Linked DNA regions of Homo sapiens: all the other regions are linked to region 3. The links are chromatin loops, found by intact Hi-C in ENCODE. Cell type or tissue: heart right ventricle. All regions are shown on one strand.

Region 1 (8,000 bases), 290 kb before region 3:
CTGTTGAAAATGATCCCATATGTTGTCTTTTCAAACAAGATATATTCATGTCACTAGTTTCTGTTCTTGAAAGTAGAAACACTACTCCTTCTATTAGACATTTTGGTTTCTGAAAATAGAACAAGTAAAACCTGAACAAGTGCGAACTCGTTCGGATTAAAGGGATTTCGGGTCCAACTCTCCAAGCCAAAGGGATTTTCAAATGGTTATTTTAAAACGTGGATCTACATGTGGGCTTCTGTGGTTTCAATAGTCACAGGAAATGCAGGCCACTGTATCAGTCAGCTTTTGCTATATAACACACCATCCGAAAACACAGCGACTTAAGACAAAAAAAAAAGTTCATTTAGTTTATGATTCTGTGGGTCAGCAATTTGGGCTGGGAGCACTGGGTGGGTGGATGTGCTGGTGTGGTTGATCGCTGCTGGGCTCACTCACCTGTTGCCGGTCAGCTGCCAGGTGAGCTGAGGGCTTGATGGCCCGAGGTTGCTCAGGTGGGATGGCTGATCTCTGATCCACGTGGTCTTTCATTCTCCAACAAGGCAGCCCAGACTTGGTCAGGTGGAAGCAGTCACAGCGGACCTGACAGAGTGAGCAGAAGTATCTGTAGAGCCTCTTTGTGAGTACTGATTTGGAATTTATAGCTATACAGTGTGGTTTACACTCTTCTATTGGCCAAAGCAAGTCGAAGCGTGGAAAAATAGACTTCTTAATGAGAGGAGCTGCAAAGCCTGTGGCCACTTTTGTACTCTACCATGGCAACAAAACGTGGAGGTGCCACTCCCCACCCCAGGAGAGATTGTGTAACTTTCCTTAGATCCTCAGGCTATTACCTCCAAAGTTGAGAACCAATATGTTGGATGATTTCACTACTGAACAACAACAATGAAAATGTTTAGGAGAGTTAACTGATGGACACATCTGTTAAAACACTGCTTGGTGTGTGGAAATGAAATTTTTCATTTTTTCTATTGGAAGTTATGCCTTGTATCAAGACATTAGGTTAATTCTCTCTGACTTCTGTACTCAGCCTGAAAAGTAAGGATTCTTGTTCAGTGTACCAGATAACTTCTATTATGTGGCAAACCACTCCAAAATTCAGTGGTTTAAAGCAATACCGTTTATTGGACTCCTGTTCCCATGCCTCAGCAGATGGGGCTGATCTCAGCTGGGGTCTCTCACGTTACTGCAGTCACCTGCAGGTCAGCTGGGTGGCTCTGATTCTGGGGATGGACTGGTTGTACCTTGGTGGGTGTCTGGGCCACTTGTTTCTCTCCATTCAGTTAATTTGCCTGGGCTTGCTTGTTCACAGGGTAGCAACAGTGTTTCTAGAGAGTGAGTAGAAGCACACAAGATCTCTTCCTGCCTAGCTAGGCTTGTTTCTGTGGGGTCAAAACAAGTCACAAGCCCAGCCCAGATTCACTAGGTGGGAAGATAGACTCCAACTCTAGCTCGGAGGAACTGTAAAGACGCAGGACAGGGAGGATGGAGAACCCTGGCCATTTTGTAGTCTTCTGTATCTGTTGTCTTCAAGAAATTCCTTCTCACACTTCGAATTTAAGTAAAATACTATCTCCACTTATATTTTTCCTATTAAATAGTAATACCGCATGTGTAATAGTAGTAGTAACTACACTTGTATTTAAAACAACCTGCCATCTTTTCACCTTTAATTGATGGCACCTCCCTTACTGTGGATTTGCATATTCATATTACTATTTTAAGGGCGTAGATTATGTTAATGTGTTTTGCTAAAGAAAATGATTGAACTTATTTTCTTCTTCCAATTTGTCTTCCTCGTTCTTTAATCCAACCCTACTGGTGCCAGACTTGCTTTTCTAAAGGGTTTCTCTGTGTTTGATGAAGACTCTTTAGGGATCTCTCACTCGTACTCTTTAGCTTGGCATTTGAGAATCCCTGTGCTCTGGGCGTTGCGTAACTTTCAGATTTTATTTTCCTCCATTCTTCCTTGTGCACTAGTTTTCACAGTTAAACACAATTTATTGCTGTTTTTTTTTCTTAGCACATTGGCCATACACAAATTGTCCTCAGCTCTTGGGCAACATTTTTGGTTGTTACAACCGTGTGTGTGTGTGTGTGTATATGTGTGTGTGTGTCCATGCTTGTAGTACTGGCCTTTAGCAAGCAGAGACCAGGGTTGCTGTTAAACATCTTGCAGTGCACAGGACAGCCCCCACAACAGATAATTATCTGCTACAAATATCAATAAAGCCGAGGCTGAGAAAACCTGTCCTATCCATTCCTGCCCCTGGCTCTTTTTTCCATGCCTCATCCCAGAAGGCCTTTCCTTCAGTGCCGCCCGATGAAATGTTCTCTATCCTTAAAATGCCAGCTCAAATGCCACATCTTCTAGGAAACACATCCCGCATGAACCTACTCCCAGTGCCGTGGGCTCTCAAAGTCCATTCTGTGCATCACTGAAGTGACTACCACTTAGTTCATTTACAGTAATTTGTCTCTAGTACTATTATTTTTTAATGGTTCTTATTGTTCTTTTCTTGTTTTTTAATTGAATGTTTGTGTGTTGACTCTTTGGGTGAACTGTGTGTTCCTTGATGACAAGTATCTCTCTTGTCTATGTCCTACAGCACTTACCATGTGTTTTACACATAGTAGGTGCATAATAAATATCTGTTGACTGCATGAGAAATGTATGTCTTCCTGTGCCTTTAGATATGGTTACCCCTTCCAACAATTTTCTTAAAGGAGTTAGTTCAAAAAATCCAACAAGTTGAATCCAAGTTTTTTTGTTTCTGTTTTTAATAATTTAGGTAAAAAACTGTGACAAGAAATCATTGTACAATGCAATTATTTATGTTTATTTCTGCAGCTATTTAGTGAAAAAATAAGTGGTGCTGAAGGAACTAAACTAGACGATGAATTTCTTGACATGGAAAGGGTAAGAGCATTTTAATATGTAAATTGATTAGAAACTGACTTTCATTGTGATATGAGATATACTGCTATTGTAAAGGATATTCGAGTGGAAATCTAGGATGTTTAAATATAGGTGTGGATTATGCAATCTACAAGGCAGTACTTTCCCACGTCCCAGCCCAAATCAGATCCTCCCCCTGTAGCCACATGCAGTTTGGGCAGGTCGAGTAATGAGATCGATGTGGCTAACTGGTACCCTCTAGTGGCCAGAAGTCAGAATGTGCAAAAGATGGGCAATCTTGGCAGTTACTGCAAGGCCAAAGTAATTGGTAGTATATGTTTTGGAGAATCAAAATGTATTTCTGGGACAAGATTTTTTGAAATGCAGAATGATTTATTTACCGTGTGGAAGACTTGGGCTCTGCTCCCATGTGTTGCAGGAGCTGCATAGCAAGTAACTTTTATCCTGGTTCTGCCTGTAGAACCAGAGTGTGAACTTGGATAAGTGAATTCATCTTTTTGAACTGATACAGAGATGACAAGTGTGCCCTGCTTGTCTCACATGGATTTTGTGAGAATTATGCAAACATTAACGTATTTGAAATAACTTACAAAAAATATGACGGGCTTGAGACAGAAATGATTGTAACATGCTCCAAAGAAAAATGGTATCATCTCTGTCCCTTAACATGTTTCCCAGTCAGCTGTGTGGAGTTGCTCAGGTGGAGGCAGAACTAGAACCACCAGTATTAACAACATACTGTTTCTTTGCTCATTGTCTGGGCCCTTTAAACATAGCCTTGTTTTAATAATTAGACCCCCCACCCCAGAGGAGAGAGGGAGGAAATGAAGCAAGGCATCCACCCTCAGGTGTAACATCAAGGCTGCAGATACAGTAGGTAGCAGAGATGTCAGCAGGTGCTGGGGAAGGAAGTCCAGCCCCAGGCTGCGCACTGCCTGGGAGAGTATCTCCCCAGGATACCTTGGCTCTGGCCAGCTCATCTTCCAGGGAGTTCTCTGTTTTCTGGATGAGAACTATTAAATGTCTAGAAATGTTAATGCCTTGAGGGAGAAAAGCTTATTTTGTTTTTGCTTTTGAAAGAAAACTTAATTTCTGAACCTTAAAACCATGGAAACATGTTCACACCATTGACATACCTTAAATTACTTAAAAAAAACTCTTAATATACAAATAGGTGATGTATAGCTTTGTTACTAACAAAATGATTCAGTTGAAATGTTAAATTTAAAAGCATTTTTCCAGAGTTTTAGTTTTGGTTGATGGATTGAGATCCTTCTTGCTTACCTCCTTTTACCTCCAAAAACCCCAGTGAGTTACAGAAGAAATATAAAGTCTATTATCTGTTTTATTACAGCAGTGAAAAGCATGGAAACATATAATACATGACCAGAAGTTTTAAAACTTTCCAGAAGAGATGCATTAGATGGTATTAGACCCACCTAATAAATGATACAGAAATGAGAAAGTAATGGGAAAAAATATTCTATAATTAATGCTAACCATATAAAAATAGAGGAACAATAGTAAAATCAAAATAAAATTTGATGCAAGAGAAGCACTAAATTAAAAAAGCTTTTTAATTATAAAAAGATACAGTCAATGTAGTCTATCAGGAAATTATAATAGTTATGAACCATTCTGCACTACATAACATAGCATCTGAATTTTTAAGGTAGAAACTGTCAGAAATACATAGACAGTTGATAAAAATAGAAGTAGACTTCACATACCTCTCTCATAAAATAATAGATTAAACTGACAATAATCAATAGGCTCATGGAGGATTTGCATAAAATATGATTAATAACTTTGATTATAAATAAATATAGATATCTGCATTCCCCAAATGGAGAATGTGCATATTTTTCAAATTCCTTTGGAACAAATATGGTTATCAATTATGTACTAGGTTATAGAAAAAAAAACTCGATAAATTTCCCAAAGTGATTCCATAGAACATAAGAATTATAAGGGAAAGTAGAGCTTCTAAATTCTGGATGTTTGGAAATTTAAAAATATGTAAAAATAATTCTTAGTTTAAAGAGGAAATGGAAAGTAAAATGACATTATTTAGGCATGAGTGACAATTCTGTATGTCAAAACCTGTGATATGTGGCTAAACTGTAAATGTATTTAAAGAAAATAAATGTTGGGAGAAAATGAATAAATCATGCAATCCAAGAAGCTAGGAAAATAACAGCAAATTAAATCACTCTAGGTAGAAGGTAGAAATCAATATGGATAAAAAAAGAGATTAATAAAATAGAAAACAATAACCACAAAAGATCGAAACAATGAAGCCAAGAGCTTTAGAAAAGCTGTAAGACAACAAACCTCTACCAAGTGAGGCCAAGAGGGAGAAAAAGGAAAAACACAAACAAATTACATAAAGAAGAAGAAAGAGGATATGCCCACTGATAGCATTTTTTAAAGAGAATGCTGTAAATAAGTGTCAGAAATGAGAGCTGCTAGCAGCTCTCTCACTCAGGGACTGGGCCTAAGGGAGTCAGTGGCACAGGCCTTGGGACACCTCATGGGCAGGGTGCCAGCATTAAACAGAAATTCCAGACTTAACTAACCAAGATGCTGTCATACCAGGTTGACTTCACAAAAAATAATTTTTACCATTCTGCTTCCCTCTATTTTTCTTAATGGTTTGGCAGGATATTTGCATAGCATTTGGTTGACTTGAACAGACACACACACACAACACACACACACACACACACACACACACACACACACACACACACACACACACTATAGTGTCCCTAGTTATTCTAGGAGGGAGATTTTGTTTTTAAGCTACATGAGTTTTTGTTGTTGTTTTTTTGTTTTGTTTTGAATGCTCATCTTGACTCCACATTAGCCAATATGTTTACTCTTCAATTTGTAAAGGGTTTATTTCTAGTTTTGATGCTTGGGCTGGTGTGGAGGCAGCTCCAGTATGTGCATGTCAGGGCCTACAAGGTACCTGCAAGTTTTTGGTCATTTGTTTCTTGGGCTTTTTTGTTTCAAAAGATATAAAAAAGATCTGAAGTAGAAAATATCCCCATTCTAATTCCTCTCATCATCATCTTTCAGAGATGACTCTTAGCTTTGTGGTGGCTTTTCATGTCCAAAAAGGGTTGTATATATCAAAGGGAGCACTCTAAGTTATATTTTAATTAATATCTAATTTGTTACATTATAAATCTAAAATCCTCATTTTTCTTAAGCTTTAAACTGAACTTATGAATCTTGTTTCCAAATTTAGTAATTTTGCTATATGATGAAAATCATTATAGTTAATTTTCATTTGAGGTTGCATTAATTAACACATAAGCTTAACAGATTCAATCCTTAAATATTTACCACCAGTTATATAATTAAGCAAATTCCCTTAGACATTTCAAGCTATAATCACAAAGGCAAGGTACAGGACTCCCTCAAACTTTACATAAAATCTATTAACAGCATTTTCCTAAGCCCTTACATTTCTTGTGACTAATAAGACATATTTAGTTAATCAGATTCTCTTAAACATTTCAACAATCTTGGCAAATAGCTGAACATACCAAAGAGAGCTCAAAGTCACAAAACTTGTTACTAGGCCAAACGCACACTCACATGCCCACTTGCACACACAGCACACAAGTATCAGTAATATAGGTTTGACTCCTTTTTTATCATTTCTGTACTGTCTTTTAAAACTTTCCTGGGGCTCCAGATTAATTTATTTAGCCCAAATTAATGTATTTACCTAAGGGGAACAAATACGATTTCAGGCTGGATAAGATTGCTTGGTTGCAAACTTGTGACCCTGGCAGGATCATAGTTTTCTAAATTACAAAAATGATTTGTCTTCTATTATAAATCATTCTGCAGCTTGCTTGCTTTCTATGTATGTACTTTGAATGTCGATCTTCCTTATTTTTTTTCCTTATGATTAAAGAGTATTCCTTTACTTGGATGTTTCATAATTTATCCATCAGTCTCCTGTTGATTTCCATTTTCAATATTACATAAAATGGCCTAACAAACATGTTTTTCCTTCACTGCAATTTGCTCGTGTGTTTCTAAAAGGACAAATCCTTAGAAGTATAATAGCTGGTTTATTAATATGCCCATTAATAAGCACTTCTCCCTTGATCTCCAAAAACGTATCATTTTGCATTCCTGTTGTGTGTTACTCCACACCCATATAATACCTGATATTGAGTATAACTGATTTTAAAAATGTTTTTATCAATCTGGAGAATGTAAAGCATCTCCTTTTTATTTACAGTTCTGAATATTTTTTTCAAATCTTTGTAGGCAGCTTGTGTTTTTCCTCTTTTCCTTCTTTCTTTTTAAGACATGGAGTCTCGCTCTGTTGCCCAGGCTGGAGTGTAGTGGCGTGATCTCGGCTCACTGCAACCTCCACCTTCCAGGTTCAAGCGATTCTCCCACCTCAGCCTCCAAAATAGCTGGGATTATAGGCACCCGTCATCATGCCCGGCTAATTTTTGCATTTTTGTAGAGATAGGATTTCACCATATTGGCCAGCCTGGTCTTGAACTGCTGACCTCAGGTGATCCACCTGCCTCAGCCTCCCAGAGTGCTGGGATTACAGGTGTGTCCCACCGTGCCCAGCCTTTTCCTTCTTTCTTGTTTGTTTAAATGGGAGTTTAGAATATTATGCCACTTTTGTCAAACTTCACATACTCTATGTCTTTTCATGTTCAGTTTTTAAGTTTTTACGGAGTCAGAATTTTGGTCTTTTTATTTATGACATTTGAATTTCAGGTCCTGGTTAGAAGTTTCTTCCCACTCCAGTATTTCAAAATACTGTTGTCTGTATGTTAGTCGTTTTATAGTCTGATTTTTTTAGGTTGATATTTTTAATCATGTATATAGTATGAAGACTCACTTTACTATCAGCTTGCCAAATTTTAACAAAAAAAAGAAAAAATTGAAATTATGATGGGATTTGAATGAATTTTGCATGTTAATTTGGGAAGAATGCATATCTTTACAAAATTGAGTTTTCCCATCTAAGAATGTGGTTTTTCAAATAGGTGTTGTGAATTTCTCATAATAGTTATTCTTCATTATTGCA
Region 2 (8,000 bases), 48 kb after region 3:
AAACGGATGCAATATTCAGACTTGCCTTTTCTAACACTTTAGGTTATCAGCTCAATTCTGCTGAATGTGTGGATATCCGCTTGAAGAGGGTAGTTCCTGACCATTATTGTCACTACTACCCTGAAAATGTAAAACCAAAACCAAAACTGAAGGAATGCAGCATGGATCCCTGCCCATCAAGGTTTGTGTCATTGTCCACACCCTTTTTACTTCAAAAAGAAACAAATCAGCTTCAACTGAGACTGATCAATCTTTGCAGGGCAATACATTTCCATTTCCTGGCTTTGTCTACTGGCGGCAGGTGCCTACATTCACATTTGTAACTATGGTGCATAGGAATTAGGACACATTCATTAGGAATGAAAGTCTAGCTTTCTCTTGTCGTGGGCTATGTGTTCCTAAGTTTTTTTATAATGAACCCTTTTGAACAGCTCCTGCTCTCTTCATCCAAGTAAAATGTCTAGTCCATCTGCCAATCATAAATATCTTTCACTCACCACTTTAGCTTTTAAACTGGGTCACTCATTATCATCTTTTGGCTTTTGAAGTATTCATATTAAATTCAGTATAAATAATGCATTGTGCAAGGAAGTAAAAGTTTTAATGCCAAAGTATAAAAAGCTATGTGTAAACTATCCTATTGCATAATTTAGTACCTGCTGACTTGGATTGCCTGGGGAAGTTTCCTGGCTTACTACAATACCTTAAAATAACAGAACAATATCAAGTCCCAGAATCCTCCAGATATCTGCCAGCTGGCTTAGGAAGAAGTGTGCAAGTGGAAAAGGAAGCGTTCTCAGTGGATTTCATTTCCTGTTACTGAACTGCACATTTCCTGTAAGCCTGGTTGAACATAATTATTAATAGAGACCTTTCAAAGGACAAATTCTGTGAAATAAAGTGGTTTTCTGAAGAGCCTACTAATAGGACAGTGTGTTAATATCACTAATATATTAAGAGAGTAATGATTATAAAAAGGAATAAATTTATTGAAATTGCAAGATACTTTTCTCCTTTGATTAATATACTGCTAGTTTAGTTTTCTACATTTTCAAATAGAACTGGGGAATTTGTGTCGTAGATATTCTTGACAACTAAAGAGATGGTGGCTGAATTTTTGGGAATGGTTGATAACACTTGATATTTTTAGTTTCCAATTTGGAAGAGCTCTGTCTCTTGGGATGTCAAATATTATATTCGTCAATTAATGAATGTGTTAATTTATTATAGAAATGATATTCTCACAATGATTTCATTTGTAGTGATGGATTTAAAGAGATAATGCCCTATGACCACTTCCAACCTCTTCCTCGGTGAGTTATATGTTTCCTTTTCCTTTTTGCAATTTAAGTAGTTTGCAAGGAACTGTAGCATCTGTAGCAATAGCCTAAAATGTATGAGGGTTAGATATTAAATACTTTATAGAGCTAAGGGAAAACAGACTTCTACTCAATAATAGGAAAAATCTTTCTAAGAATTAGATGGAATAGACTGCCTCAAAAGATGATGTTTCCCATCGCTAGAGCTGTCAAGCATATCTTGGACAACTGAGTATTATAGCAGGAGCTCAAGTGTTGCAATTAATCAGAAATTTTAATCCCCTTTTATACCGAGATGAGTAGTATGGTCCTTCCTGACTCTGAGGTTCTGTGATTCTCTAATAATATTGTCCATTAGTATTTAACAGTTTAGAGGCAGTTTGAAGATGCAGCCACACTGTATGTTTTAATTGATTTAATTTTCACAATGGTCTTATGAAGGGTAAATAGGGAAGGTATATTATTCCCAGTTGACAGAAACCCCGGATGTGAGGAGCTAAGTACCTTGTGACAAGAATTTGTGTGTGGCAGTTAAGAATAAAGTCTTGGCCGGGCGTGGTGGCACATGCCTGTAATCCCAGCACTTTGGGAGGCTAAGGCAGGCGGATCACTTGAGGTCAGGAGTTCAAGACCAGCCTGGCCAACATGGCGAAACCCCATCTCTACTAAAACGTAGAAAAATTAGCCGGGCTTGGTGGCAGGTGCCTGTAATCCCAGCTACTTGAGAGGCTGAAGCAGGAGAATAGCTTGAACCCAGGAGGCAGAGGTTGCAGTGAGCCAAGATCTTGCCACTGCACTCCAGCCTGGGTGACAGAAAGAGACTCCATCTTAAAAAAAAAACTAAATTAATTAAAATTTAAAAAAGGCTGGGCACAGTGGCTCATGCCTGTAATCCCAGCACTTTGGGATGCTGAGGCAGGCGGATCACGAGGTCAGGAGTTCTAGATTAGCCTGGCCAACATTGTGAAACCCTGTCTATACTAAAAATACAAAAATTAGCCGGGCGTGGTGGCGCATGCCTGTAATCCCAGCTACTAGGGAGGCTGAGGCAGGAGAATTGCTTGAACCCGGGAGGCAGAGGTTGCAGTGAGCCAAGATTGCGCCATTGCACTCCAGCCTGGGTGACAGAGCGAGACTCTGTCTCAACAAAAAAAAGTATAAAGTCTTATGACTCCCAGTCCCAGGCTCATTCAGCTGAACCACAATTGATACCTTAAGGCCATACTTTTTGCCACCATCTTTGCAAACTTCAAACAAACAACAAATAAATAATATAATTTTATTTGTTTGCTTTTGAGCTGGGAACATAATCCTTGGACTGCATGTTCCGTGTCCTGTGGAGGAGGGATTCAGAGACGGAGCTTTGTGTGTGTAGAGGAATCCATGCATGGAGAGATATTGCAGGTGGAAGAATGGAAGTGCATGTACGCACCCAAACCCAAGGTTATGCAAACTTGTAATCTGTTTGATTGCCCCAAGTGGATTGCCATGGAGTGGTCTCAGGTAAGATTTGAGAATATGCCACTTTTAATTAATTCTCATATTTTAAGGGATATTTTCTATATGCCCACCATGGTGCTAGACAGCATGGAGACAAAAAAAAAGTGGTAAAAGAGCATGGTTCCTACTCCAAAGAGCTTAGGAAGACAGTTGGAGGACGAGGGAAGAAAGACCACAAGCATCATGGTAGGTAAGGATAATTAATATTAAGGACATTAATAATAATATTTCCATACAATTACCAGCGTAATTAATATTAAGTACTGTAAAGAACAAATCTGTAAAGAACAAATGTTGAAGCAGAGTCAATCAGGAATTATTTGTTGCCCTTGTGGTGCCTAATCCATCTTTGAATAATTTAAACAAGCAAGAATTACAATTTAAATTGTTTAAATTCTTTGAAGAATGTAAACAAGCAAGAACCTGAGAAACATCACTGGGTTAGGGTTAGTGTTAGGGAGATGGCCAAACAGAGATGGCTTGAGCAAAGGCAGTAATGACAAGAAGTGACTCAAAGTTGAAGATTTGAAGAGATGACCCATGATACTAAGAACTGGAAGATTAAGAGATTGAAGAGATGGCCCATGTTACTAAGAATTGGGAGATTAAGTTGGAAATGCTGACACGACATGAAAGTGTGTGTCCTTGATCCAGTAGCCACTAAGAACCTTCACAATTTTTGTGAAGACATAATATATTTTAAGTAATTGAGGCAAGATAGCCTAACATTGGGAAAGACCAGAGGCGGGCAGCCTATTTAGAAATCATCCGTGGGGTCAAGTTGTATGAAAAAAGAAAACAGAAGAAGGAAGACACCTCAGAGGTATAACAAGGTTCATGTCAAATTAGCGTAGTTTTCACTTTCTAAAGAGATGACTGAGTAAGCCTCCAGAACAAATAAAATGCAGCCGGATTAGTCAAAGATGAAAAATGCAGACATTGGTATTTAATTATTTAATCTTAATCCTTTAATTTTCTAGAGAGTGAGATGTAGTTGACTCAAGTTTCTCCAGCTTTCTTAAGTGATTTCTGCACACTTAGTTCATCATATATGTGCATTAATATATCTATTCATATATTTATTCAATGGGTCAGCTACCATACTAAGAAGTAAATACAACTTGCTCCAACCACCCAAAAGCTTAGAATCTAGTTGCACAGACATGCATGCAAACAAAGTTGTGTTACAGTATTGTATTGTGCATGAGTAGTGTCATGTGCCCAGTACTTCAGAGGCACAAGGTGGAATGATTCACTCCATCTGAAGGTGTCAGGAAAGCTTCAGAAAGGAGGTAGCACTTGAACCTGAAGGACAAGTGTCAGGTAAAGACCATATTAATCTTTTTCTGATATCCCCAGACTAAACATCATCACCCTGTAAGAACTTTATTCAAACTTGCTGGGGAAGAAGTTACCAATTAATTTTTGGTCACATACTCCCTAAAAAGAAGATTAGAGAATTACGTATTTCTTCACATATATTTAGGTTGACATCTGAAATTTCCTATCACAAGTTTAAATAATTACAAAGAATATCATTTCAACATGTTGTGAATGTTGACATTTTAAAATAAGAGTGTTGCAGCATTCAAAAAAATCTGTCTAGTGGAATTTAAATGCCATGATAATTTCTGTCTTTGCCATCTTTCATTTAAAAAATACAGGGGCGAGCTCTTCTTTAACAATTTGGATGTTGAGCATATTTCTCCCTTTGAACTCACATTTGCAATCTACTCTCCCCACAGAATTTTATTCTAATATAATGTATTTTTATGCTTTAAAGTCTTTTTTTAATTACACTATTCTACTTCTCTCCAAGAAAATATATATGATCATTGAAATTAATTTATTTTACTTTCCTGTGGCCATAAGGCCCTAAGTATTTAAAATATTCCTCTGAATTGAGTTAATTTTAATACACAGTCAAAATAACATATATATATATATATTTCAAAGTTTGGTAAATAAGAATAACACATAAAAATTACATTTTCATTTGAATACACACTTAGTTCATCGTGTACATGCATTAATATATCTTGATAGAAGATAAGTGGAACTTAAAAAATAGTCCATATATTCATCATCAGAATGAGCCATGTGTTCAGCAATGATTTTATTGTTAATTTTTTCTATTGGTTTCTTATTTTGTTTTGTTTGCCTTTGCATGTATACACTGGGAAAGCTTGTTCACATAAATCAATAGACCGGGATGGAAGGATTTTATTTTAGCAAGGTCGGTTTGTTCTTTGAACTCTTGAGTTACGTGCCAGAATTCATGTGATGGTCTATCATCAAAAATTATTTTTAAGGGTCTTTCTACTGGCAATTTAAGTCCTCTTTCTATTTTGTTGAAAGCAAAAAATATCATCTCAGCTGCAAAAGGATTTGTTATCGAGACATTAGGGACTTTCACTTTTTCAGCCCCCAATCAACATTATTTCTACAACTGCAGAGCTTGTTTTCAGCTCTCATAAGTCCTAGCCATATGTTTTATGTTGGCTTTAGAGCTTTTATATCACTCTCCATCCCCATAAATATCATGACTTTATCATTATGTATATTATCAGAATAGAGGATGTTAACTAGCTCTTCTCATTCACCATACTTCACCCTTAATACTTTTCACTTTTTTCAAAAATCAAATATATTCTCAGTGATGAGGATTTTCCATCATCGAGGACATATGCAGCTCCACAGAGGAGTTCTGGAACCGTTGTAAACAGTGACAGTGCCATTAGGGGAAGTGTCCGGCTTCCCAGAACGGCGGTTTAAAAGGAGAGGATACTCCTTTGGATTAACCAGTTGTAGTATAGTTATATCTTGTACTGTTTTCTTTCTTTTTGGGTGAATTTTTTTCTTTCTTGGCTAAAACAGCCACTCAATATTATATATATATATATCTCAAATTGATAAATTTGGGGGTAGGTGAGTCAATTTTCCAAAAACAGGGTAATCTCAAGCTTCGCTGAACTCATTAAAGTATTTGTTCAGTGGTTTCAAGAGTGGCATCATGAACTAGAGAGATTTCCCAATATTCTGCCTGATGTGTGTACACTGAGAAAGGCCTCCATATCCTCGAAACATATCTTTGAAACTTGTCCCTAGCAACACCCAGGTACAAAGTGCTTAGGGGGTCAGAAAATAATTTTCAAGCTCCTTAAAGCGGTGGCTTGGCCGTGGCTTTGGCAATAGATGGCTCTGGGAGGAAATTCCACTCTGCCTGTTAGGAACTGTGTGACCTTGAGCAAGATCCTTAGATGGTGGGCCATTTGCTTATCTGTTCAATAAGCCTGAAGCTACTGACCCGGAAGTGGGTCGGGAGGATTCATGAGATAACAAATGAAGGAGGTGCCTGTCCCATAGCAGGTAACCAAAGGCAACCAAGAACCCTCAGCCCCTCCCTGGGGTGGATCCAGAATTAGTGGGGTCTGAAGTTTGTACAGATTGGAGGGGACTCCTCAAAAACAAGAATATAAAACACAAATATTGAGTATTGAAGAGAATGTTTATTTAGAATCAGAAAGGAAATTATAAGAAATTACAAATTTTAGAAAGCTGACAACAACCACATTGTGAACTCTGGACTTGATAATATTTAATAATGATATATTAAATGATGTATTAGTTATGTTAATAATGATGTATTAATAGGGGTTCATCGGTTGGAACAATGGCACCACACTAAGGCAAGATGTTAATAATAGGGAAAATCATAGGGGGAAAAAGGGGTGAAGGGGAAGATTGGCGCTGTCTGTACTGTCTGCTCAATATTTCTATAAACCCAATATGGTCCTCAAAAAATATAGTCTATCAATTTTTTTTAATGCGTACATATATACACTCCCCAACATGCAGATTATATTAGTCCATTCTCACACTGCTGTAAAGATACTACCAGAGACTGGTTAATTTATAAATGAAAGAGGTTTAATTGACTCACAGTTCCACATGTCTGGGGAGGCCTCAGGAAACTTACAGTGATGGTGGAGGGTGAAGTAGAAGCAAGTACCTTCTTCACAAGGCAGCGGGAGACGGAGAGAGAGCATGAAAGGGGAAGAGCCCTTTATAAAACCATCAGATCTTATGAGAACTCACTCACTATCATGAGACCAGCATGGGGAAAACTGCCCCCATGATCCAATCACCCTCTACCAGGTCCCTCCCATGACAAGTGGGGATTATGGGGATTACAATTCAAGATGAGATTTGGGTGGGGACACAGAGCCAAATCATAACAGATAAATTTGAAAAGCTATTCTAGATTTTTATATGACATGAAAACATTCCACTCATAGGCAAGAGTAACTTTCAAATCATAAACAAATAATCCAAGAAAAAAAATGCTGACAACACAAACTTCACAAAAATTCAGAAAAATAATAGCATAATGTTTTTATTAACTTTAACTGCAGGCAGTTATAGATGTATGGGGATACATCTATAGTATTTTTTTCTATAGCGTTTGGCTGAATACTCTTTGATGGCCTCGTTATATGGTAGCAGTTTTGCAAGACTGACTTCTATAGACAGAATAGAAAAATAATCCTCTGGCATAATTCATTAGAATTTTATTATATTTTTATTGACAGTTCAGAAAGGTTTCATTCGTCTTCAAAAATTATTTTGGGTAGGGTCATGTAAACGTTTAATCAAACTTGAGAAAACTTGTAACAAGTTTCTTTGATATTTGAGCAGTAAGATTTCAGGGCATTTTTAATTTCTTGAACTATGATCTCACCTTAAATACTTTTTGAATTGAGAAGTGGAACAAGGTTGTACAAAAGAGGGGCCCTGAAATACAAGTATCACAGAAAATTAGCCTCTGTACCCTTCCTTACATAATATTTGTCTAAAAGTCTTTTGTGTTTAACATTTATGTAGTTCAATGGCTCTCCTTTGCATTCGATAAAATAATGCCTTTGTGGTTCTCTTAAAAGAAATGCGTTGGCTTCTCTTTTCTTCTTTGAAGTGCACAGTGACTTGTGGCCGAGGGTTACGGTACCGGGTTGTTCTGTGTATTAACCACCGCGGAGAGCATGTTGGGGGCTGCAATCCACAACTGAAGTTACACATCAAAGAAGAATGTGTCATTCCCATCCCGTGTTATAAACCAAAAGGTAAGTCTGTGGTGCACTGTAAATTCAAATCAAATGGTATTTTCCAGCTCCCATTCCAATA
Region 3 (8,000 bases):
AAGGGCGGGGTTCCTGGCTAGGGCTCCGCCCTTGGGCCTGTGCCCACTGGCCTGGGTGAGGACAGGGACTCTGAAAACAGAGTCCCTGTCCTCACACCCAAATGTTGCATTTTCCAAGGCCACTCTGGCCTGCCATGCCCCCCATTCTGTGTCTATAAAAACCCCAAGACCCTAGCAGTCACACACACAAGTGACTGGATGTTGAGAGGAACACACTGGCAGAAGAACACACAGACGCCGACAGGCCATTGACAGTGGAACGACAGAGACTCAGGGGGAAATTTGGCCGAGGGCGGACGGACGAGATCCTAGCTGCTAAGCGACCCGACTCCAGGGGAAGACCACCTTCCCACTCCATCCCCCTTCTGCCTCCCCATCCCCCTTCTGCCTTCCCATCCATCTACTGAGAGCTACCTCTACCATTCAATAAAACCTTGCACTCATTCTCCAAGCCCATGGTACTGGAAAAAATGGATCACACATGGGCTTGGAGAATGAGTGCAAAGGTTTATTGAATGGTGGAGGTAGCTCTCAGCAGATGGATGAGGAGGCAGAAGGGGGATGGAGTGGCAAGGGATACAGAAAGCGCTGCGATACCGAAAGCCCTCTGTCCTTGAGAAAAGGCAGAGGTTCTAACTGAGCTGATTAACAGAAGCCACCTGCGGACAGCTAAGCTGAAAGAGCACACTGTAACACATGCTGGAACTTTGGGAGCTGTAAACATTCAACTCTAGACGCTGCCTTGGGGTTGGAGCCCCAAGCTCCCCATAACCTGCCCGTCTGCATGCTCCCCCTAGGGGCTTGAGCTGCTGGGCACGGAAGAAGCAAGCCACTCCTCCTGTTGCATGCCCTGAGAGGGGGATAAGGGAACTTTGCCCCTTTCAATACCTCTTACATACTTTAAGTGTAAATGTGGGTATTTGTAAACATATTTGAAAATCAACAATCAGTCCGTCTGGGGATTGATTTTAAGAGAGCTACTGCTTGGTATGGAGGAAAACGTTGAAAGTGTGAAAACAGAGTGATTGTAGGACAAACCAAAGTTTTAGGACTCAGATCAGTGAACACAGTTTGAAGAGAGGCTATACTGAGAAGTGTTCATCCAGGAAGGCATGTGGATGAGGGGAGTAAGGGAGAAAGACAATAGCCAGATCCCGGTGTAATGGAAGTACGTAGAGTTAGTGTTGGCCTTAGAAAGTTTGGAAATCTCATCAGAAAATACCTCGTTTTGTCAGGGTCCAAGAAAGATTAGAACTTGAGATAATTCTAATTGAACCAGGGTAAATGCCAGATGAAATTGTGCCAAAGGGCAGTCTTATTTGGAGAAGTGTGCAGAAGAGGTACTGAAATGCAAGGTAGTTCATTATTCTCTCTCTCTCTGTCTCTTGATTTTCAGCTTTTGGATTACATATGCTTTTGAGAATCTATTAAAAGTTATGCATTTTCTTTCCAGGAAAATGCATGTGTATTTATAAGCCCCACATTTGCCATTCTGATTTTTTTGTGGGGTTCTCAGACCCCTGATGCCTGTTTAGGACATTCCAGGTTAAGAACCCCTAAAATGTCCTTTTTTTTAAAAAAAATCAATTTCTACGTAGAAAGGGGAACTGGAGGGCACAGATCCTTCAGTGCAGGGCATGAGTGACATGGTATAAGCCAGGAACATCCCACAGGATGCTGGCATGTTATCAGGTTCCGTATGCATGCGCTTGAGCTAAGGCTAAAGGTAGCAAAGATTCCTGCCTGCGTGAAAACACAGTCCTTCACCATCTTGATTCTAATTATGGCCCCATCATGTTTGTTACAGCTCTGAAACTGACCAGCTGAAGCTGTTTTTGGCTGGGATTTTTTCCCTAGGCCATATGGAAGCACTTCCCTATAATCATGCTTTGTGTGAAAGAAATGTAGGAAATGAAGCCATGTCTCCCCCTGAGTGTGCATCACTGGAGCCTGCAGAATCTACGCAGCTCCTACATCCACACCTTGCCAAGAATTCATTCCAATCTTCCCTGGGACTCACCCTGAGTCAGGACATGGCAACGAGATGCTGTTGGCACAGCCCTGCACTGGAGAATGTGCACAAGGCTGCACACAGAATATCATTTCCATCACGCAGTGAGGCAGACACAAGGTGTAAGAGCCTGGAGCCAAAACCTTTGCTATGAAAAATATCAGAAATTTATCCAGATACAACATACAGATTTCCTGTTCAGAGGGAGGAGGAGAGAGACGGAACTGACAACCAACATAAACAGCTTTGGATGTTGGAAAAGGAAACTAGAGGCCACTCAGGTATTAAAGAGAGAAAGCTGTAAAAACAACAACAAACATATCTGTTTAGAGAGTCTTGACTTGGCATTTAGAAACTTAGTTGTATTTCCAGGTTTGTTCCTTATTTTGGTCTTGTCCACATCAGGGCACACGTGTGTGAGGCAAATAAACAAGATCGGCTTGTCTATTCTAAGCTTTTTGTCCATTTTTACATGGTGGCAGCCAAGCCTATTGATACAGTGATACCTAAGGCCAACTGGGAACACCAGCATTTTGCTCAAGTTTTGGCAGTATGAAGATAAACACACACTCTTCTAATGCATTCCTTGACACAAATAGAATCCTGGGCTAGGTGGATCATGGGGCTGCCTCACAGTGTAATTCTTAAGATTTTTTCCCTTCATCCACTGTTCATTTCTCCTTTGACTGTCACTCCCAAAAACCATTTACAAATTTAACTTATTCCATAGCAAGGAAGATTGTGTAGGATATAAAGGGTCTGCTAACATGGTAACATGAATTGGTTTTCATTCTCCTGTCTTCCCACATCATCTCTTTCTACCTCCACATTCGTCTTTCTAGGGTGAGATTCTGGCTGGTCATACTCTTCTATCAGAACTGCGATTGAGAAAGGAATATTCAAACCAAAGACCCTGTTCCTTTTAATGGAATTAAAAGTTTCACCCTCCTCCATTTAATTCAGCAAGGGAGAGTGTGGCCTGGAAGGAAGACTCTGTGACTAGAAATAAAGACTCCTGGGTTCTAGTCCTTGCCTAGCTCTTTTGCATGGTTTTGTTTGTCTTCTGGCCCTGTGCATGAAGAGAGATAATGGAAAAATAGCATGTAGACTGTGTTGCAAAGGAATGTCATAGATTGTATTTTACATGGAGAAGCAGACAGACTGTGAACTCCCTGGCCTCTTCATGAATCACCTTACACCTATGATGAAATCCGCGTCCCTCTCCAAAGCCTTTAAAGCCTGTATCATCTGGCCCCTGTGTTACATCATGTGCTGCCATCTGCTCCTCATTCCCTAATCCCCAGTTACACTGGCTTTCTGGGAGATTCCAGAATGTCAGGTGCCCATTCCCCCGATGGGCCTTTGCACCGACCCATCCCTGAACCTGGACCATGTGTCTCCCTGCTCTTCAACGTAGTTACCTCTTTCTCAACGTTGAGCACAAGTGTCGCCTCCTCAGAGAGGCTTTCTTTGACCACTCTACGTAAAGTAGGCCCTTCTCTTTTCTGTTTAGTTCTTGCTTAGCCTTTAGGGAAAGAAGTGGTTATTTCATTTATTTGTCTAGTTTGCCTCTCCCACTAGTAAGCTTTGCAAGAGCAGGCACCATGTCTATGATGTCCACCATTTTATTCCTAGTGCTAGTGCAGTACTGAACACATCCTAGGAGCTCAGTTAATGTTGAACAAATGAATACATGGCCTTCGCTGGAGATGATTCTGCTTCCTGTTATGATTTCAGTGGGACTAAATGATATTGTGCAATAGAACTGGACTGGAAGCCAAAGACTGGGGTAATAACCTCAGTTTGGCCTCTGACAATCTATCTTCTTAGGCAAGATGCTTCACTTACTGCGACCTCAACTTTTTCATCTGCACAGTGAGCATGGACAATTTATAAGAAATCTTCTAGCTCTGAAAATCTATTAAGTGTGTGTAATTTGTTCATTGTTAAAAAAAAATAGATCTTAGGATTGAATGGAGTTTAGAGAAAGAAGTCCCAGGAACTTATATGAAGCAATTTTCCAAACTTTTAATAAAGGGCTTGACAGTGATGGCTTGTCTTTATTCTTAAAGGGCCCAGGAAATTTTAGATACACCACAAGAATGAGTTGGTGTGAGGTTTCCTCTTATCTCCCATGAACTGCTACTTGGTTGCCTTTTAACATGTTATTGTCACAACCTGCAAGAGGGAGGTTTAGTTTTTGCACTGACCCCCTCATTGGTATGTGAGCTCCTCAAGAACCTCATGCACCTGGCCCAGTACCTGGCACCCAGTATGTTTCCAGTAAAGGTGTGTCGACTTGACCTACACAGAATTGAAGAGCCCACTTAGACCAGCATCCCTATGGAAGCAGTCCTTGAGGAATGTGAATTAAAATCAGAAGCAGCTTATTAGTAGCCAAGCACTGCAACACCCGTGGTCACCCAGGAGACCTGACACCTGCTGACCAGCTGAGAGCACTGGGATTATTAGTAAAAATACTTATTGGGAAAATAATAGTAATAATAATGGCCCCCAGGGTTTGTATGCTTACACTGTGCTATGTATTTGTTATGTGTGACATTATTTATTCTTAACATAACCCTGCAAGGTAGGTACTACTATACCCTCCCCATTTAACAAATGGAGAAATAGGCTCAGTGAAATTAAGCACCTTGGTCAAGGTCTCACAACTGGTGAGTGGTCAAGATGGTTCTGACCTCAGAGTTCATGTGCTTAACCACCCTCCCAAAGTGTCTTCCAAGGACGGCGAGATGAGCATGAGGCGAGAGGTGCACCGAGGCTTAGAGTGGTGGGACAGGGAACAAAGATAGCACAGAAATGGAGTCAGAGGGGAGCAAAGGCTGCCTCAGCCAACCCACCCCTTGTTTCCCCTTGGCAGAGCCCAGCCAGCTCCATGGTTCCTAACCCAGGGTGCACATCAGGAGCACTTGGGGAACTTGTCCCATGTTCTAATCCTCAGGCCCCACCCTAGAATTTTGAGGGGTAAATCTGGGCAATTGCAGGTTGCCAAACTTCCCAGGTGGCCACTGGTGCATGCCTTTGGTTAACGCCTCTGCTTTTCAGTGTCTGATGCCCCACTACAGAGTCAGAAGGCAGATGACTGTTTTATCCTCACCAGCCTCCTGATTTCTTAGAGGCAGTATTATAAAGGGCAGAAAATGAGAGTTACACTATGATGCTCGAGAACATCTGGACAGATATTTGTTATTAGATGCTGTGTGACATAGTCCCATCTCCTGCATGCTGTTCCAAAGCTAGCCCTGCCAATAAGCACAGAGGCATACATTATTGGTCAGTCTGCCTGTTACCATGGTCTTTTGAGGTAAAGGCAGTTTAGGCCAGTAAATAAACATACGTCAGGTTGGGAGCAGATGTTTCTGCATAGGAGCTAAGGGCTGAAGATACTCATTTGCAGATTGAGCAATCAGAGACTTTAGTAATGTGGCCTAACAGCTCAAGGCATGCTGGTCAGTTTTCAGTTTGCAGCCGATTGTTCTCAACAAGGCAAAGCTCTGCTGTGTTCCTTCCTTCTTTTGTAAAAAATTTGCTGTTAATTTCCTACATTTGCTTTTTCTACTTTTGCTTACTGGCATACTGCATTTTTCTCACCCCCATTTGCAAAGTAGTGTATAGACAGTCCTCCAGCTGCAGAATCAGTGTTGCTACCCATTGACTTTTCCTTTTTTCGCCTTCCAAAATCCCCCACTGCTCCTACAGAATGACAGATGAGCTTGAAGCAAACCTTACTATCCTACTTTTGAAAAATTGTGCAGACCCTGTTCTGTACAATACCATGCCAGGTAACTTTTTTTTTTTTTTTTTGAGATGGAGTTTTGCTTTTGTTGCCCAGGCTGGAGTGCAATGGTGCAATCTCAGTTCACTGCAGCCTCTACCTCCTGGGTTCAAGTGATTCTCCTGCCTCAGCCTCCTGAATAGCTGGGATTACAGTCACGTGCCACCATGCCCGGCTAATTTTGTATTTTTAGTAGAGATGGAGTTTCACCATGTTGGTCAGGCTGGTCTTGAACTCCTGACTTCAGGTGATCCACTTGCATCAGCCTCCCAAAGTGCTGGGATTACAGGTGTGAGCCACCATGCCCTGCCTCGGTAACTCTTTTTAGTCTAAGTGATGACAAATAGTTATGGGTGTGTGAGGGAATTAACAAACACTTTTTTTTTTTTCAGTTTACAAAATGTTGTCACAACATTATCTCATTTTAAAAAATGCATTCCTTAAAAATAAAACCTATTTTTTTTTTGCAATTTTCTATAGGGTTCAAATTATTAGCATTAGCATGTATTTAAAAAGTTTTCTTATTTTTTAAAAAAACTACTTTATGCCTTGGGAATGGTGTGTGTGTGTGTTTGAATCTAAATAGCAGAAGGAGAAAATAAATGCAGGTTCTATAAATGTAACATGAAAAATACTCGACAGAAAATTTTGTTCAGAAAAAAAAACCCAACCAACTAAAAAAACACACACCAAAAAAATAAAAAAATAAACAAAACAAAAATAGAAAGTGGGGATGAGGTTGTCAAAGTGAGAGTCACTAAGACATCCTTTTCCTTGTTTTACCTTGGAATGTATATATTTAGGTTGATGTAGTTCCGGTTGAACTTTATAGTGAAAATAAATGATCTGATATAAATTACAGTGCTTCTGGGCTGAAACTGATGTTTATTGATTAGTTAATATTGTGTGGACAATTTATTTCCTGTACATCTTGCTACTTAGCAAAGCTGTGATATCCAGCAGGAAATGAGACATAGAAAAAATATGATGGAACAGCTGGACTTGAGCATTTATGTGTGGGAGGGAAAGTCAGTGAATCTTAGGTCAGTCCAGTGATTGCAAAATCAAACAAGTGAAACCCATAAAATGAAACTCTGTGTGATGAGTGAATTTGAGTTTATACAGCATCACTTGGTCTCATAGTAGAAGGATTTAAAAGTGTAGTTTTGGGTCCTTACCCTGGTTCTAATGCTTAGGAGCACCGTGATCTTGGGCAAGTCACTTTAACCTTATAAAATTTTAATTGTCTTAATTATAGAAATGAGTTTTCATTAGAATGAATGAGGTAACTTATCTCAAGTTTCTTAGCATGTTGCCTGGTGGCAGAGTAAGTGCTCAACATGGTTTTAATAATAACTTATACTTACCCAACGCCTAATTGGCACCAGGTTCTTTTCTAAGCCCTTTGCATATATTACCTCATTGAACACTCATAACAACCCCTTGGAACAGGTATTCCTATTCCAAGAGATTATCAAGAATCTCTTACCACCAAATTTCAATAAGACAGTTTTGGAATAATTCCAGACAATGAATGTGATCAACAGGAACCAGTTACCACCATCAACAACAAATCTAGGTGTCCCAGACATGAGCCTACTGTTAGCGACACCATAAGATGGGATGGAGAGGAAGCCTTTTCTCTCCATCTTATATGTTTTCTTTTTTAAATTAGACACGGTCGCCTAGGCTGAATGCAATAGCATAATCCTGGCTCACTGCAGCCTCGACCTTCTGGGTTCAAGGAATCCTCCTGCCTCAGCCTCTTAAGTAGCTGGCACTACAGGCATGTACCACCACACCTGGCTAATTTTTAAATTTTTTGTTGAGACAAGGTCTCACTATGTTGCCCAGGCTGATCTCAAACTGCTAACCTCAAGTGATCTCCTACCTTAACCTCCCAAAGTCCTGGGATTACAGGCATGAGCCACCACGCCCAGCCACCGTCCGCTGTGTTTTCAATAATTGGCTTATAGACCAATAGAAAATATAGGATTTCAAAGCAGGCTTAGAATCAGACCTGCTTGGCAATGCCATCTGCATTCTTCTGATAGGAGGTTTCAGGCAGTCTATACTGAGCTTGTGCTGAACCACAAGCAGCAGTCTGCTCTTTCTTACTGTACTTACAATTGCTTCCTCTCTTTATCATCGCCTCCAGCTCCAGGTCTACCTCCAGGCCAAGGGGGTCCTTTA
Region 4 (8,000 bases), 160 kb after region 3:
CCGGCTCTGAACTTTTTTCCACAACATTTGTCTTCCAAAACAATTTCAGCATTGTGGAAACAGAATGTTGAATATATCAGAGCTGCAAGTCTTGGGGGAAATAGCCTGTCTTTAAGGTTAGATAAATAAGTTTAAACTATTTCTGACGTTTTATAGCTGTTGCAACAGAGCAAATGTGTTATTTTGAAACACCATAAAGAGCAGTGGTGCGAAGAAATCTGTCTGAATTTCCTCTGGCCTGTTCAGTTCTTTGAAAATGTTTACACGTGTAACGATGCTTCTAGGTGCTGAACAGACCTGTGGGGTAGGAGAGGGAGTTGGAGTTCACTATGGGACTTACGGAGTTTGAGGTGCCTGTGGGACATGTTGTGCCAATGGGAGATGTCCAGGAGTCTTGAATTCAAGGGAGAGATTAAGACTGGATAGGTAGATGTGGGAGTTTTCAGCATAGGAATTATCACTATATTTCCCAAAGTAGATGAAATGGCCCCTGGGACAGTGTGTAGTGTGAAGGAAGGACTTGGTCCTGTACTCTGGTGTGGTCCTGTGCTCTTCATTTCAAACTTCCTATTTCTGACATTTTCTTTTGGAATGTAACTTTGTCAGTTTGTTCTGAGAAGCTTGCGCTGGCATGGCTGTTTGGCCATCTTGGTTGTTTTCATACCTTAGTTTTTAGTCTAGACTCCCATGGTCACGTGGAACAGAGAACCACCTCGAACTGGCTTAAGAAAAAATGGAGGAACTATTGGCTAATAAAACCGAAAAGTTCTGGAGTGTAGACACTCTGGACATAATTTTAGATACATCTGGATTCAGGAACTTAAATGATTTAGTCAAGAATCCACCCCTTAGCCAGGCACAATGATGCATACCTATAGTTCCAGCTATTCAGGAGGCTGAGATGGGAGGATCCCTGGAGCCCAGAAGTTTGAAGCTTCCGTATGCTATGATCATGCCTGTGCATAGCCACTGCACTCCAGCCCAGTGAGACCCCATCACTAAAAAAATAAAAATCCATCTCTCTCTGGCTCTGTTTTTTTTCTGTGTTTTGAGGTGGTTGGTGGGCAAGGGTTGAGGGAAGACCATGTATGTTAGCAGATCATAAAACATCATAAGCAGTTTATTTTTTGTTCTAAGTGAGATGGAAGCCATTAGAGGATTCTAAGCAAAGGAGTGTCATGATCTGAGCTACCTTTTAGAAGAAATACTATGGCTATTGTGTTGAAAATAGACTGTAAAAAATCAGAGAGTAAAAGGAAGGCAAGGGTGGAAATAGGGAGATGAGATAAGTATTCCAGGTGAGCAAAGCCATCCCTAAATTCCCTGCCCTGGACTCCACTTCCCTCTCCAGCTATTGCCTTAGTTCTTGATTTCCATTTATAGCAAAGTGCCTCAAGAGTAGTTTATACTTGCTGTCTTCAATTTCATTTCTCTTCATTCTCTCTTGAATCCACTCCAACCAAACATTCTCCATACCATTACCTTCATAGCTATTGTCAAGGTCACCAACAGCTTACCATGTAAGTGTGAATTGCTAACTTCAGTTGTCAGGTTTGTTTGTTTGTTTTTTGAGACAGATTCTCACTCTGTTGCCCAGGCTGGAGTGCAGTGGTGTGATCTTGGCTCACTGCAACCTCTACCTCCTGGGTTCAAGCAATTCTCCTGCCTCAGCCTCCCGAGAAGCTGGGATTACAGGCTAAATGTTTTTTGTATTTTTAGTAGAGACAGGGTTTCACCATGTTGCCCAGGCTGGCCTCGAACTCCTGACCGCAGGTGATCTGCCCACCTCGGCCTCCCACAATGCTGAGATTACAGGTGTGAGCCACCACACCAGGCCCCGTGGTGAGTTCTTAGGCCTTACCTTACTTGCTCGTTTGACTACACTAGCATTGGACAGTTGCTACGCCCTCCTTCTCTGCTTTGAGGAAACCACTTTGTTTTCTACCTACCATAGTATCTGTTCCTGTGTAGCCTCCTTTGTCCCACCTCTTGTCCCTGATCTCTAAGTTGAACTACCCGAGGCCTCAGTCCTCAGACGTTTTCTCTTCTCTATATATACTCTCTCCCTATTGGTCCCATACCTGCAGAAGGACTCAAATATGACATCTGTATGCTGGAAACTGTTAAATTTATATTTTCAGCACAGACCTTTCCCCTAAGCTCTAGATTAACATGTCCACATGCCTGCTCAGCATCTCTCCGTGGATATGTAATAGTTATTTCAAACTTAACATGTCCAAAACTGCTCTCCTGAGTTCTGCTCCCAAACTTACTTCTCTCATAGTGTCCCTCATCTCAGTGAATGACAAGGCAGTTATTTAATTTGCTTGAGCCACAAATCCTGGAGTCGGTTTTTACTCGCTTTCCTCTCTCACACTACCCCACCCCCATCAAATTTTGTCTGCTCTACCTTCAGAATAGGCCCAGAATCTGACCGTCTCTTACCACGTTCATTGCCACTACACTGGTCCAAGTCACCGTCATCTCTAGGCTGGATTATCTTGACAGGTTCCTCACTGGTCTCCCTGCCTCTGCCCTTGCCCCCTGCAATCAACATAGCTGTCAAAGCAGTCCTTTAGAAACACAAGTCAGCTCATGCCATTCTTCAAAATCTTTGGAATAGAAACCAAAGCCTTACGATGACCTATCAGGCTATGACCTGAGCCCCACCTGCCACTTCTCTGACCTTGTCACCTACTGCTCTTTTCCTGGCTCACATCCCTGCAGCCACATGCTCTTTTACTTTCCTCCAAAATTGGAGGAATGTGTCCTGGACCAGTCTGATGAAGCCTATGGTACTACTTCTGAAATAATATTTTCAAAGGTATAAAATAAAATATACTGCATTTAAAGAAAACCAATTATAATAAAAATATAGGTATCAAAATATTAATAAACCAAATGTGTGATCGAATAATATATGTACTTCATTACTAATGCATCAAATTCAAAATCTAGCATTGGGTCCAATAGTTACCATATTTTTGAAGTAGTGTTGGCATAAAAAATATTTTGAGAGAGCTGGTCACACTTGTAATGTGATACGAAAATATCTGTGACTTCCATTGGTGAGAGAGTTAAAGATACTACTACCTTGGTCTGTGCTTACATTCATAATTGATAGAAGTGCTACATTTCAACTAGAGTTGGTGAAAAGGTCACCGACTCCTGAATCCTATCTGTGGACCCACGTGAGTCTCATGGTCCCCGGGTTGAGGACCCCGTTTCAGGGCCAAGGTACTTGCTGTTCCCTCTGCCGGAAATGCTCTCCCTGGAGATCTCCACACAGCTTGTTTAGCCTGGCTGAAGGCCTCTGGTAAACCTTGTTTCAATGTAGAATTGACAGCACCGCTTACCAGCTTCTTACCGTGGAGGAATAATGAATAAGCCAATGTATCTGAGATTGTTTAGGGTCTTTCACTGTAAGAGGCTTTATGTCTTGAGAAAACCTCACTAATTTGGACTGATTGTAAGAGGCAAGTCTGAATTAATAAACATCCCTGAATTGTAAAATGCTTTCAAGTCTATGAATTGCTTTTAGAAATGTTCAGTCATTTAAGCGAGAATTGCTTAGGGTCTTAAAGGCAACCACTTTAATTTATAAATGTCGATTTATACTCACATAACAATTGTGTATATGTTGTGGAGGCCAGTGAAGTATTTGAAGGAATTTCTGAAATGATTTGCACTTTTGCCCTCAAATATGTAAGGAGATTTTTTTCTCTTCCTAGCTAGTATAGCCCTTCTCTAAATTACCATAGATTCCAAAATAATAGTGTCTGAGTTTATGAGGATTTTACTATACAGTCAGTGCTTTATTATCTTTGCTGCTTGGAAGAGAGCATTGGTATGAATAACCAAAAAAGTCACGCTGATGTATCTTTGGGATAGAATATGGTTTTCTTCTAGTAAATGCATTCCCTAGTTTATTCATTTATGCATTCAGCAAACATTCACACATCTAATCTTTGCCAGGCCTATACTCATGATCTGCTGTGGAGAACTGAGATTAATGCAGTAATAATGCTATAAAAGAATTCTGGTCATAGAGAGTGAATAATGAGAGTGAATTAAATAATATATGAAAGAATAGATGGATGAATGAATGAATTGATCTCACACATATCTTAGAGCTAAAAGGGACCCCAAGAGAAAATTTAACAAGAAGTTAAATCAAAGTTGTTTCTGAGCTCCATTATTAACTTTTTAAAAGTTGGGGATAGGTGATCCAGGTAATACATTCAATCAAAAAACAAGGCACTATACCATGAAAAGTCTGGCTCCTGCTCCTGTTCCCATGCTTTCCTACATCTGCACTCTATGTTCCTCCTTGCAGGTATCTTCCCTTTCTCTCCAGTCTACATGAGGTACAGCTTCTGTGCTCCAGTGGCATCCAGTATTTTACCTTTATTGCACGCTCTTATCTCTTTGAATTGCAGCTGGCTGTTTTGATGCATGGGCCCACTCTAGATTAAGGTCCGTGAGGAACTTAGTTTACCATTATATCCTTAGCATTGCCACAGAGTCTTACATAGAGTAGGCACTCCATAAACATTTTTCAAGTGAATGAAATAATGGCAATAGTTGTATTGCATTTCAAAACATAAGATATGTAGCCAAAGCTGTACTCAGAATAAAATTAACAGCTTTAAATGATTTACTTTAAAATAAGCAAATTAAATGTTAAACTCAAAGACTGAGAAATTTTCTTGTAGGCTAGAAATAGAAGGAAATTTATATACCAAAAAAAGCATCATGCTTAAGAAAGAAACATTAGTAATATTCCCATTAAAGTTGGAAACAAGACAAATATGCCTGCTGTCTTAGACCACTGGGGCTGCTATAAGAAAAATGCTATAGACTGAGTAGCTTATAAACAACAGAAAATTTGTTTCTTACAGTTCTGGAGGATGGGAAGTCCAAGATTAAGCTTTTCATGTTGAAGGAGGTCCAAGATCAAGATGTGGTGGGGAGGGACACAAATATTCAGTCTAACGTACCTGCTATAGTGGTTATTATTCAGCATTGTTCTGGAGACACTAATACAATAAGACAAGAAAAAGAAATCAGAAGTATACATATTGGAAAGGAAGAGAAAATTGTCATTATGTGCAAATGATATAATTATTTACCTTAAAAAACAAGAAAATCAATTAGAAAAACTATTCAAAATAATAAAGTTCAGTAAGATGACTAGAAACAAGATAAATATGCAGATGCTTATAGCTTTCCTAAGTGTTGGCAATAAACAACTATGAAATACATTTTTTAAAATCTTGTTTACTGCAACAACAAAGAACTATAACATGCATTGGAATAAATATATTAAGAGATGTATAACATCTACCTATGTTGTGGTTAAGAAAGGTTCTGAATCAAATTGTATTGGTATAAATCTCAGCTCCAATGTTTAATAGCTGTGACCTTTCAGAAAGCTTAAACTTTCTGTATGTGTATATGTGTAGAAGAAAATGCTAAAAAAGATATATGCACATGTGATTAGCATTCCTTCAGCTATTTAGGGCTAGCCTAGTTTTTATAACAATATTTAAAACAAATCTCTCGGTGTATTGGTTTTCTATTGCTGCTGTAACAAATTAACACAAACTTAGAAGCTTAAAACAATACCCATATATTATGTCACCTATGTTGCACAGAATTGCTGAACTGACTGTTACACTTAGAGTATCTAAGGCCAAGATCAAGGTGGTGGCATGGCTGCATTCCTTTTTGGAGGCTCTGGGAATAAATCTGCTTCCAAGCTTCTTCAGGTTATTGGCTGAATCCCTTATCATTTTAGAACTGAAGTTCCCATTTTCTTGATAGCTGTCAGCTGAAGGCCACTCTCAGCTTTTAGAGGCCACCTGCACTCCCCAGCTCAGGTCCCTTTTATCTTTAAAACTAGCAATGGTGGGTTAGGTTGCTCTGACACTTTGAATCTCTCTGAACTCCTCTTCTGCCTCATCTCTCCTACTTTCTCTTTCTCCATATGTCCCTGACAGCTTCTGTCCTTCTCTTCTGATTTTAGGGACTTATAGAATTACAATGGGCCCAACCAGATATCTCCCCATTTTAAGGCCAACTGATTAGTAACCTTAATTACATCTGCAAATTCCTTCACACCAGTGCCTAGATTGACATTTGATTGAGTAATGAAAGGATGAGAATCTTGGGGCAATGTCTTTAGAATTCTGCCTACCATACTTGGATCATACAAAGCCACAGGATTAAGGACAAAAAGTCCCAAGGGCAACCATCTCAGACTCCAATTTTGAAAACTTCAAATAGTATATCTGAACATAATGAAGTTCCTACTCTTCTTTCAGATTCCTTTCACAGACGACACAGTTGAAATCTAAAGGGCTTTGCCCAAGGCTACAGAACTAATAACTATTGAGAATGAAAACAAAGCCTCACCCCAACCCAGCCAAGATAGTGCTCCCCCTATGCATTTCCACCTCCTCTTTGAATAGAAATTTAGTCTTTTTTTCACCTTGAGTTTTCAGGCAATACTTCAGTGCCAATATCAGTCTTAGGTTTCTACAAGTAAATTTAAGCATTTCTAGATAACAGTTTCCTCCAAAGCCACACAATGACTTCCTTAAGAGACTTGAATAATCAGCTTGATGTAATGGACAGAACTGGACCTGAAGTCAAAAGGCTTACCAGGTTCCTCAATTGTGAGATACAGCTAACAATGACTGCCTCCCAGGAAATAGGAATAACTATGAGAATTCAAGTGTCACCATGTTCATGGAGCACGCATTTTGCCTACTGTAAGGTGTGTTGCACATGTCATGATAATAGCGGTCGCATCTATTTTTTAAGTCAGAAAACCATACCATGGCTTCTCCATTCTCACTAACCAGAGCACTGTAAGAGGAGAAAACATCCCCCAAAACAGTTGTCTAGAGCAATCTTGGCATCATCTGAAGCTATTCCAGCTCTTAAGAGCCAGATGAGGTCAGGTGCAGTGGGAGGCTGAGGCGGGGGATCGCTTGAGCCCAGGAGTTCAAGACGACCCTGAGGAACATGATGAAACCCTGTCTTTACAAAAATTACAAAAATTAGCTGGGTGTGATGGCTTGCACCTGTAGTCCCAGCTACTTGGAGGCTGAGGAAGGGAGGGTCACTTGAGCCCAGGAGGTTGCAGTGAGCCAAGATTGTGCCACTGCACTCCAGGCTAGGTGACAGAGGGAGCCTCCATCTCAAAAAGAAAAAGCAAAGAAGAAGAAGAAGAACCAAATGAAATTTCTCTATTCCTCTGAATCTTAAATTCCAAAGCCCAGCAAAATGCTAAGCCTTCTGAAGACTTGGGGAAAGAAATTCTTTCAATTCCTCATGTTCCCCTCTGTGTCCAGGCTCCTGCAATGTTGCTTACAGTCCCTGCATCTCACTGCATTGACCCGGAATTGAAACTCAGCACTTACTTTTGCTCCCTGAAGTTATCCTCCTTTACAAAGAATTAATGAACTCTGTTTCCCTGGATGTTGTATATTCTTCCTGAGGGAGGAATGTTTCATTGCTTATGCACAGCAAACAACTTAAAGACCTCTAGGAAATATTTATGTTTTCCAAAGACTTCCTTGTGACAACCTACCCCCTGGGAGTTTCTCACTGTGTCTCTACCTCCACATTCCCCCAGCTTCACCGACTCCTTCTTTCCAACCACACTCCCACTACCCTACCCACCTTCAAAATTCTCTCCCTTCCCAATACAGAGCAATCCTACTCCTTGGTTTCCATTCCATAACTTATATGTGTAAACCAGTCACATGCCCTGTAGACCAAAGCCCTTTGCTTTAAGAGGATCCTCCATCTGCCATAGAGTAGCTATAGAAATAGAAATAGCCATTTTTCCTATTATATATGATTAAACCCATATGCTGACTTACGGTCAAAACAGTGAATGGTATTTGTCAAGTGGTTCTGTGGCCCTGTTCTTAAAGGAATTGCCTTTGTCATATTTGTTTTTGTTCCAAAGGTGTCCCTCAGCCTAA

What was found. Hi-C counts contacts between places; a loop is a spot of excess contacts. Peaks named below come from ENCODE experiments on the same cell type or tissue, not always from the same donor. Only the 100,000 strongest peaks of a DNase experiment are listed, where the experiment ranks them.
Region 1: it touches region 3 in a loop (3-fold over the local background); 15 of 110 quality-filtered maps call a loop at or near these places.
Region 2: a loop joins it to region 3, with 2.2 times the contacts of the local background. A loop is called at or near these places in 6 of 110 quality-filtered maps.
Region 4: a loop joins it to region 3, with 2.4 times the contacts of the local background. A loop is called at or near these places in 2 of 110 quality-filtered maps.

Annotation. Positions count from the first base shown.
Region 1 is chr15:83,556,402-83,564,401 of GRCh38, forward strand. SH3GL3 (SH3 domain containing GRB2 like 3, endophilin A3) reads left to right here. Exons shown (of 9, transcript NM_003027.5): 2 at 2,852-2,920. Among named protein-coding and RNA genes, the nearest start is that of ADAMTSL3, 94 kb to the right of the region's middle. In heart right ventricle, CTCF peaks have their summits at 3,159 (motif pointing left) and 3,361; a DNase peak (open chromatin) is centred at 3,140.
Region 2 is chr15:83,890,067-83,898,066 of GRCh38, forward strand. ADAMTSL3 (ADAMTS like 3) reads left to right here. Exons shown (of 30, transcript NM_207517.3): 11 at 43-181; 12 at 1,263-1,313; 13 at 2,618-2,822; 14 at 7,792-7,939. Among named protein-coding and RNA genes, the nearest start is that of ADAMTSL3, 240 kb to the left of the region's middle. In heart right ventricle, no CTCF peak of the experiment used is centred here; no DNase peak of the experiment used is centred here; H3K27ac peaks cover 1,269 bases.
Region 3 is chr15:83,841,677-83,849,676 of GRCh38, forward strand. The region is part of intron 7 of ADAMTSL3 (ADAMTS like 3); the gene reads left to right. Among named protein-coding and RNA genes, the nearest start is that of ADAMTSL3, 190 kb to the left of the region's middle. In heart right ventricle, no CTCF peak of the experiment used is centred here; no DNase peak of the experiment used is centred here; H3K27ac peaks cover 6,168 bases.
Region 4 is chr15:84,006,558-84,014,557 of GRCh38, forward strand. ADAMTSL3 (ADAMTS like 3) reads left to right here. Exons shown (of 30, transcript NM_207517.3): 24 at 7,985-8,000. Among named protein-coding and RNA genes, the nearest start is that of GOLGA6L4, 230 kb to the right of the region's middle. In heart right ventricle, no CTCF peak of the experiment used is centred here; a DNase peak (open chromatin) is centred at 3,244.